Linked DNA regions of Homo sapiens: region 2 is linked to region 1. A link is a contact called in ENCODE Hi-C or POLR2A ChIA-PET data. All regions are on one chromosome and are shown on one strand. Each heading gives the region's core, a stretch centred on a gene start or an enhancer-like site at or near the end of the contact. The rest is flanking DNA. Distances are from core to core; before and after follow the strand shown.

The links. Hi-C counts contacts between places; a loop is a spot of excess contacts on that map. ChIA-PET counts read pairs that join two places held with the same protein, here RNA polymerase II (POLR2A). Pooled maps may share reads with other maps.
Region 2: a map of HepG2 shows a loop between it and region 1 (11-fold over the local background). The contact joins the enhancer-like site here to the promoter of PRODH2 in region 1. A Hi-C loop is called at or near these places in 3 of 168 maps with a recorded cell type or tissue (HepG2, K562 and endothelial cell of umbilical vein) and 8 of 50 pooled maps. POLR2A ChIA-PET finds 5 or more read pairs at or near these places in 3 of 52 experiments (GM12878, HEK293 and endothelial cell of umbilical vein).

Annotation. Positions count from the first base shown.
Region 1 is chr19:35,810,280-35,814,887 of GRCh38, forward strand. PRODH2 (proline dehydrogenase 2) reads right to left here and starts at 2,566. Exons shown (of 10, transcript NM_021232.2): 1 at 2,353-2,566; 2 at 2,081-2,277; 3 at 1,855-1,993; 4 at 1,683-1,769. The coding sequence starts at 2,526.
Region 2 is chr19:35,929,062-35,933,669 of GRCh38, forward strand. No RefSeq gene overlaps it. Among named protein-coding and RNA genes, the nearest start is that of LRFN3, 5.0 kb to the right of the region's middle. RefSeq lists enhancers at 2,532-2,751, 2,762-2,851. Within about 2 kb of position 2,515, at least 6 of the 41 ENCODE cell types and tissues checked have a DNase peak (open chromatin) inside an H3K27ac peak, as active enhancers do.

The DNA of each region.
Region 1 (4,608 bases), core at 1,316-3,815:
ATAATAATAATAAATAAATAGATAAACAAATAAAAATTACAAATAAAAAAAGGTTAGAAAAAGAAACATCAGCATGTCCACTATAGCATTGTTTGGGAGGGTGGAGACACAGAGGCCACCCAGGGGTTCACCCCAGGAGAGGTAAACCATGCAGCAGCTAGAATCAACTATTGGAAACAGTGGGGGCCGGGCATGGTGGCTCAGCCCATAATCCCAACAATTTGGGAGGGTGAGGCAAGAAGAATTTTTTTTTTTTTTTTTGAGACGGAGTCTTACTCTGTCACCAGGCTGGAGTGCAGTGGCACGATCTCGGTTTACTGCAACCTCCGCCTCCCGGTTCAAGCGATTCTCCTGCCTCAGCCTCCCAAGTAACTGGGACTACAGGTGTGTGCCACCACGTCCAGATAATTTTTGTATTTCTAGTAGAGACGGAGTTTTACCATGTTGGCCAGGCTGGTCTTGAACTCCTGACCTCCAGTAATCCATCCGCCTCAGCCTCCCAAAGTGCTGGGATTACAGGCGTGAGCCACTGCCCCCGGCCATGTTCTAAATCTTGATAGGGATTTGGATTGCTCAAGTGTGTGTATTGGTTAAGGTTCATCAAAGGGCACATTTACAATGTGTGTAGTTCATTGTTTTACCTTGAAAGAAAAAAAGTACTGCGAATAATTATTGGGCTCTAATTAATGAGCCCATTATTCATATCCTGAAGCATTTAGGGGGAAAACATGTCTGCAATTTACTTTGAAATGCACCAAAAAATAAGATGGATTGATGGATGGATAGAGGAATAGAGGGATAGATATGATTTAAAGTGAGTATAGTTAAAGGTGGCGGGGGCATGGATGTTCATGTACAATTCTTTTTACTTTTCTGTATATTTGAAAATTTTTATAATAGAATATTGGGGAAAATATGCCCCCCACGAATGGTATACACCTGGCAAAACAAAATCATAGAAACAAAAAGATATGCATTATACAAGACGGCAGGCTGGGTGTGGTGGCTCACACCTATAATCCCAGAACTTTGGGGGGCTGAGGCTGGGGGATTGCTTGAGGCCATGAGTTAGAGACCACCCTGTGCAATACAGTAAGACAAAGAGAAAGAGAGAGAGAGAGAGAGAGGAGGGAGGAGAGAGAAGGAAGGAAGGAAGGAATAAAGGAAGGAAGGAAGGAAGGGAGGGAGGGAGGGAGGGGAGAGAAGGAAAAAGAAAAGAAGGAAGGAAGGAGAGAGAGCAAAAGAGGAAGAGGAAGGAAGGAGAGAGAGAGAAAGAAAGAAAAAAAGATGGAGTAGGGTTGAAAGAGAATGTGGAGATAAAAAGGAATTAATGATTGAATGAACAAACTAAGACCCCATTGGCCTAATCAGAACTTACACCCAGCCAGCTCACACCCATGCAGCTGTGTTGACTGAGAACACACTGATGTACCTCCTTCTAATTGATAAACAGCTTCTATCCCAATCCCTCCTCTGAGAGCCTCCAGCCTCCAGGCTCCTCCCTGAGAACCCAGATGACCCTGATTCCATCCATTTCAACCATGCCTGGGAGCTACAGCTGCACTTCTGCTGGCTGTTCCAAGCCTGGAGGTGGCCGTAGCATTTTGAACATCTGGCGTGCGGTGTGGCCGCATCTAAGTCCAAGGCACTCTGTCCCCGACAGTCCCGCTTGAGATCCTTACCTGCCCAGAGTCCATAGCTTCAGCCAGCCTCTCGGGGCTCAGCTCCAAGGAGGCTCCTGGCCTTCTGACCCACGAGGCTAGCTCCTTCTGAAATGGGGTGGTAGGCGGGGTGGTGAGGGGAGCCCGATGGGCAGCCGCGCCCTCCCCGCACCCCCGTCTTTGCACTCCTTACACAGAGCCGAGTACTGGTCAGCGCCGTCACCTTCAGCTGCATGAGGCTGGCCTCAGCCAGGCTGGGGGGCTCCAGGAGGCCCCGTGACAGGTCCACACACCGCAGCATAGCACCGAGGTTCCCCTCATACCACGCCTCACTGCCCAGCCAGCAGGTGTCAGGGCCCGAACAGCAAAGCCCCTTCCTGCGTCCTCCCAGCCTCCCTGGGCCCTGGCTCCCTACTCACCCACTCTTGGCAGCAGAGTCCGGCTCCTCCTCAGTGGGCACTGCCAGCAGTGGTCGGAGGCTGAGGGTCCGCAGCTGCTGCACGCAGCCCTTCACCTCCTCTGCTGTCTCACCAGCCACAAACTGCCCATAGACGGATGCTCGGAGAAATGCGCCTGAGAGCCGGGAGCCCAGGAGTCGCCGAGACCAGGCCTGGAGCTGGGTGACAGGGAGCGAGGGCTCAGCGCCAGGCTATGAGGAGCCTCCAGGCTGGTCCTCAGGATCACTGCTCACCAACAGCCCGTGAGTGACGAGTGGGGGCCAGGCACACAGCCGGAGAACCAGCAAGGCCCGTGTCAGCTCTCCTGTGCCCTTAAGGTGGAAGGCCCCGCCATCAAAGCTCAGGGACTGCCAGCCCCTGGAGGGGGGACCAGCTTGGGAACAGAGCACGTAACAGGTCCGGAGCATCCTGGGTCCCTGGCTGCCTCCACACCAGGGAAGGTTCTCTGGAGGCAGCAAGTTCACCAACTGCCCCTTGCCCAGACCAGGGGCAGTGACTGATTAACTGGGCAAAGCCTCAGGATCACAGGCTCCTTGGGGGCAATTAATTATTAACAAATGGGGACAGAGTTCAGAGTAACGGAAACGGGAGGTGAACCCCAGTAACAGCCCCCAAGAATGCTCAGCACAACAGCCTGCACTTATTAGGTAACCACCATGTGCTGGGGAAAGCAGGGGCTCCGGAGCAAGGATCCCTGGGCTCAGGACACCGGGCTTTGTGATCCAGGACAGGCTACTTAATCACTTTTGTGGCAATTGCTTCCTCTTAAAATTGGAAACGCTGTAGTGTTATTGAATACATTTGAAAATACGGTTCTCACGTTTGTAATCCCAACACTTTGGGAGGCCAAGACCGAGGAGTTTGAGACTACCCTGGGCGACATAGTGAGACCCCATCTCTACAAAAAATACAAAAATTAACTGTGTGTGGTGGCACACACCTGTGGTCCTAGCTACTCAGGAGGCCGAGGAAGGTGGATCTCTTGAGCCTGGGAGGTCAAGGGTGCAGTGAGCTGTGATTGTGCCACTGCACTCCACCCTGGGTGACAAAGTGAGACTCTGTCGCCAAAAAAAGAAAAAAGAAAAGACAAATAACCTATATAACCCAGCTGTTCCATGCTAAGTACATATCCTAGAGACCTTAAACATGGACAGCAGGAAACATGTACAGGAAAGAATGTTCAGAGGAGCAGTGTCTGAACTACCCAAATGTCCATCAAAAGGAGAATGGATACATATATGGTGGTGTAGTTATGCAATGGAATACTATACAGTAATGAAAAAGAATGGATACTGATACACACAACTGTGTGGCTGAATCTCACAATGTCAAGTGAAAGAAGCCAGACACCAAACAGGGCAAGCTGTATTATTCTTTTTTTTTTTTTTTTTTTTTTTTTTTTGAGACACAGTTTCACTCTTGTTGCCCAGGCTAGAGTGCAATGGCACAATCTCAGCTCACTGCAACCTTCACCCCCCGGGTTCAAGCGATTCTCTTGCCTCAGCTTCCAGAGTAGCTGGGATTACAGGCATGTGCCACCACGCCCCACTAATTTTGTATTTTTAGTAGAGACAGGGTTTCTCCATGTTGGTCAGACTGGTCTTGAACTCCCGACCTCAGGTGATCTGCCCGCCTCAGCCTTCCAAAGTGCTGGGATTACAGGCATGAGCCACTGTGGCTGGTCTATACTTTTCAATAAATATAAAAGCAAGGAAAGTGAAACTGCAGTAAAATGTTGGGAATACATGCGTGGGTGGTCAAACTATGAGGACAAGAAAAGTAAGGACATGATTATCACAGAAGTCAGAGAGGTGGTTGATTGTGGGGGATGGGAGGAATTGTAATGGGGTAGAGGGATATGGGGACTTCTATATCCTATTTTCTTTTTTTAAAATGGAAACCATATGTCTTAATTTTTTTGTTTTGTTTTGTTAGACGTATCCTTGCTCTGTCACCCAGGCTGGAGTGCAGTGGTGCGATCTCGGCTCACTGCAACCCCCATCTCCCGGGTTCAAGTGATTCTTCTGCTTTAGCCCCCTGAGTAGCTGGGACTACAGGCACCCACCACCACACCTGGCTAATTTTTGTATTTTTGTAGATATGGGGTTTCACCATGTTGGCCAGGCTGGTCTTGAGCTCCTGACCTCAAGTGATCCACCCTACTTGTCCTCCCAACATGCTGGGATTACAGGCGTGAAGTCCTAGGTCTTTTTTTTTTTTTTTTTTTTTTTTTGAGACAGAGTCTTACTCTGTTGCCCAGGCTGGAGTGCAGTGGCACGATCTCGGCTCACTACAGCCTCTGCCCCCGGGTTCAAGCAATTATCCTGCCTCAGCCTCCCGAGTAGCTAGGATTACAGGCGTCTGCCACCGCGCCTGGCTAACTTTTGTGTTTTTAGTAGAGTCACGGTTTCACCATCTTGGCCAGGCTGGTCTTGAACTCCTGACCTCATGATCCACCTGCCTTGGCCTCCCAAAGTGCTGGGATTACA
Region 2 (4,608 bases), core at 1,265-3,764, 120 kb after region 1:
AAGTTAATAAAATATGTCACTTGAATTTAATTATTTTGCTAATAATTAATAGATATGCTGGGCATGGTGGCTCACATCTGTAATCCCTGCACTTTGGGATGCCGAGCCGGGTGGATCACCTGAGGCTGGGAGTTTGAGACCAGCCTGACCAACATGGAGAAACCTCGTCTCTACTAAAAATACAGAAAATTAGCCGGGCGTGGTGGCACATGCCTGTAATCCCAGCTATTCGGGAGGCTGAGGCAGAAGAATCGCTTGAACCCAGGAGGCGGAGGTTGCGGTGAGCCGAGATTGTGCCATTGCACTCCAGCCTGGGCAACAAGAGTGAAACTCTGTCTCAAAATAATAATAATAACAATAATAAATAGATAATATTTATATAAACATATCCAAAATACTATTTCAACATGTTATCAATATTTTATAAATGACTGAGCTACTTTTTTTTTTTTCTTTTTATTTGAGACCGAGTTTCTCTGTAGCCCAGGCTGGAGTGCAGTGGCATGATCTCAGCTCACTGCAACCTCTGCCTCCCGGGTTCAAGTTATTCTCCTGCCTCAGCCTCCTGAGTAGCTGGGATTACAGGTACATGCCATCACACCCAGCTAATTTTTGTATTTTCAGTAGAGTCAGGGTTTCACCATGTTGGCCAGGCTAGTCTCGAACTCCTGACCTCAAACGATCCACCCGCTTTGGCCTCCCAAAGTGCTAGGATCACAGGCATGAGCCGCCCCACCCGGCTTACATTCTTTTTTCCTATTAAGTCTTCGAAATCCCTGTGTATATTTTATATTTGCAACACATCACAATTAGGACTTGTCTTCAATAGCCACATGTGTGACTAGTGGCTACCATACTGGACAGCACAGGACAGGCCTGGAATGGTGGCCACTGTTGCGGGGATAGTGAGTTGAAGGTGGAGACTTGCCTCTTGAATTTAGCAACGAGGATGAGCTTTGGCAATAAAAAGTTTCATTTTTGTGAAATGGAGAGAGAGAGAGTATATGAACACTTCCTTCCTGAAGTTTGGGTGTGGTTTTAACACCAATAGAGAGATCTGGCTAACAAAACTCAAAACCAACACCAGATATTAGCAGCACAAAAAAAGACAACCACATATTATGTCCCTTCTGATAGGAGATCTTAATATTATCCCTGAAGTATACTTAACCCCAAACTGAATGTGTATCTGACTCAGCCTCTAGATCTACCAGTTTGCAAGACATACAGAGGATGGCAGAACATATTAAAGGACACCAAGAGGGGAAACCAGTCAAATCAGACTGAGAAGAGATTATTTATAGGTGGATAGTGTCAAAAAGAAAGGAAAAAATTAAAATTTGTAAAAAACAAAAAAAAAAATCACACTTTGGGAGGCCGAGGCAGGAGGATCGCTTGAGCTGAAGAGTTTGAGACCAGCCTGGGCAACACAGTGAGACCCTGTCTCTATTAAAAAAAAAAAAAGTATAAAATTTTGGCCAGGTGCGGTGGCTCACACCTGTAATCCTAGCACTTTGGGAGGTCAAGGCCAGAGAATCACCTGAGGTCAGGAGTTCGAGACCAGCCTGGCCAACATGGTGAAACCCTGGTGCAGTGGCCCATGCCTGTAATCCCAGCTACTCAGGAGGCTGAGGCAGGGGAATCGCTTGAACCTGGGAGGTGGAGGTTGCAGTGAGTTGAGATCGTGCTATTGCACTCCAGCCTGGGTGACAAAAGAGAGATTCCATCTTAAAAAAAAAAAAAAGTATAAAATTAAAAAATTAGACTGAGATGAATGAGAGGGAGAGGGAACAGTTATAAAATAGAAGACTTAAAGAGGTAACAAACAAATACAATGTACAATGCAGGCACCCTGGTCGGATTCTAATTTGAACAAGCCAACAGTTTAAAGACATTTCTATGACATTTAGGGAAATTTGGAGACAGGATGAATGTTAAGACACTACTAAGGATTTGTTGGTTTTTTAGGTGCGATAAAAATGTTATAGTAATGTTTTTTTAAGAACCTTATATTTTAGAGATACATAATGGATGAAATCATGTGATGTCTGGGATTTGCTTTAAACTAACTTTGGGGGAGGTGGAATAAATAAAACAAGATTGGCCATATGTTGATAATTGTTGAAGCTGGGTGATGGGTACTTAGAGGATCATTACATTATTCTATTTCTGTGTACGACTGAACATTAATAAGGCTTTAAAAGGGGGACTGCTGTGAAAAAGAGAAAAAAGTAGGGAAATTGTGTGTTTTTTCCCCCCAGGATCGAAGCGCCTTTAACAGGCTCCACAGCTGACAAGGACGTTGGGATGCAAGAGAGTGAGAAGGCGCCAGGGTGGCTGCAGGGCACATTCAATAGTCGGTCTAGCTCTTGCTCCCGCGGCTGCCTTCTCTGCAGCTCTGGAGGCTGCAGCTTCTGGTCCTGGACCGGGACTTAGGTCCACACCCACGTGCTGACGTCGGGCAGGCTCAGCGGCCTCCCGCGCCTGCGCAGCACCGCCCTTTTCGGGCGCGGCGCCCAGTCCCTACACCCCACAATCCCCCGCGCCGTTCCGGAGGCGCGCTAGGAGTGGGTGTGGCCTCTGCCTCCACATTGGAACAAGGTGAGGCAGAGGGTGTCGCGTGGTCTTCTGGGAAATGTAGTTCGTCTGCCAGGCCGGAACCACCGCTCAACCGGCTCGCGAGACTATGCACCCCACAATGCGCCGCGCGCGCAGCGGCTAAGCGATGCGTTGCTGCCTCCACGTGGTGGCTGAGTGATCATGCTCCGGTTTGGGAATGGGGCCCAGAAGGGTAGGGTTAGGGGCGGGGACGGTGCTGGGGATGCTGAGGGTCGCCCTGGAAACCTCTGGGAAGATTTTCCAGAGGGTAAGTCCCCTGAACCTGGCCCACGAAAGGGTAGTAGTAATGAAGAAATTGGAGGTGGGGCCCGCTATGAGGACCGAATGACAGAGCAGCACCTGTTGGCTGCATATGATAATCAGGCTACTGTTACACCTAAGACTCACACAGTAGGCACTTCCTAGGCCACTTACCGCTCCCTGCGCTTCAGGTATCTTAGCCCATTCAATCCTCCCAGCCACCATTCGAGATATTATCAGCCCTCCTTTCTAGGAGTGAAGCTGAAGCCCAGAAACGCGAATCACTTGCTCAAAGTTATTCAACATGTCAGTGGCAGAGCTGGGATTTGAACTAGGCTGTCGGGCTACCAAGTCTGGGCTCTTCTTCATAGGAATATCTCATCACCCTATTCAGTTATCCTAAAATTGTAATTAGCACATGAATCAAGTCAAGATGGTCATTAACATGTGAATCTCTTTGAGTCGCTGATTACCAGCGCTTGTTCCTGCCCAAATTTGTGACTTAGACCTGCTTCAGGACAAAGTTGACAATCAACATAGATTTATAGTTAGCACATGAATCAGCACAGGTTTCTGTTCACAGGGATCAGATTTCTGATTAGCACTTGAATCAGCAGTGGTTTGTGTCAACAGCTGGAGTCTTTAGGTTCCTGATTTGCACAGGGATCTCCATCCAGGGATTATTTTCTTGCCTAAATAGGCCTGTTCCTTTATGTCCAGGTGACCTTCTCTTCAAATGTTGTCCCAGCTGGGTGCAGTGGCTCACGCCTGTAATCCCAACACTTTGGGAGGCTGAGGCGGGAAGATTGCTTGGGTCTGGGAGTTTGAGACCAACCTGGGCAACATAGCGAGACCCCGTGTCTCCATGAAAAATAAAACAATTAGCCTGGCATGGTGGCATGCTCCTGTAGTCCCAGCTACTTGAGAGGCTGAGGTGGGAGGATCCCTTCAGCCCAGGAGTTTGAGGCTGCAGGGAGCTATGATCATGCCACTGCATGGCAGCCTCAGCGACAAAGCAAGACCATTTCTCTTAAAGAAAAAAAAAAAAGGGCGGGCACAGTGGTTCATGCCTGTAATCCCAGCACTGTAATCCCAGGTTGAGGTGGGCGGATCAACTGAGGTCAGGAGTTCGAGACCAGTCTGGCCAACATGGTGAAAACCCATCTGTACTAAAAATTTTTTTAAAAATGGCCAGGCACAGTGGCTCACGCCTGTAATCCCAGCACTTTGGGAGGCTGGGGTGGGTGGATCATCTGAGGTCAGGAGTTTGAGACCAGCCTGGCCTACATGGTGAAACCCCATCTCTACTAAAAATACAAAAATTAGCAGGGCATGGTGGCACGTGCCTGTAATCCCAGCTACTCGGGAGGCTGAGGCAGAAGAATCGCTTGAATCCGGGTGGCGGAGGTTGTAGTGAGCCAAGATCATGCCACTGCACTCCAGCCTGGGTGACAGAGCGAGACTCCGTCTCAAAATAAAAATCAGCCAAGCGTGGTGGTGCATGCCTGTAATCCCAGCTACTCAGGAGGCTGAGGCAGGAGAATAGCTTGAACCCAAGAGGTGGAGGTTGCAGTGAGCCGAGATCATGCCACTGCACTCCAGCCTGGGCGACAGAGCAGGACTCTGTCTTTAAAAAAAAAAGAGATGGGGGCTGGGCGCAGTGGCTCACACCTGTAATCCCAGCACTTTGGGAGGCCGAGGTGGGGGTATCACCTGAGGTCAGGAGTTCAAGACCAGCCTTGCCAACAT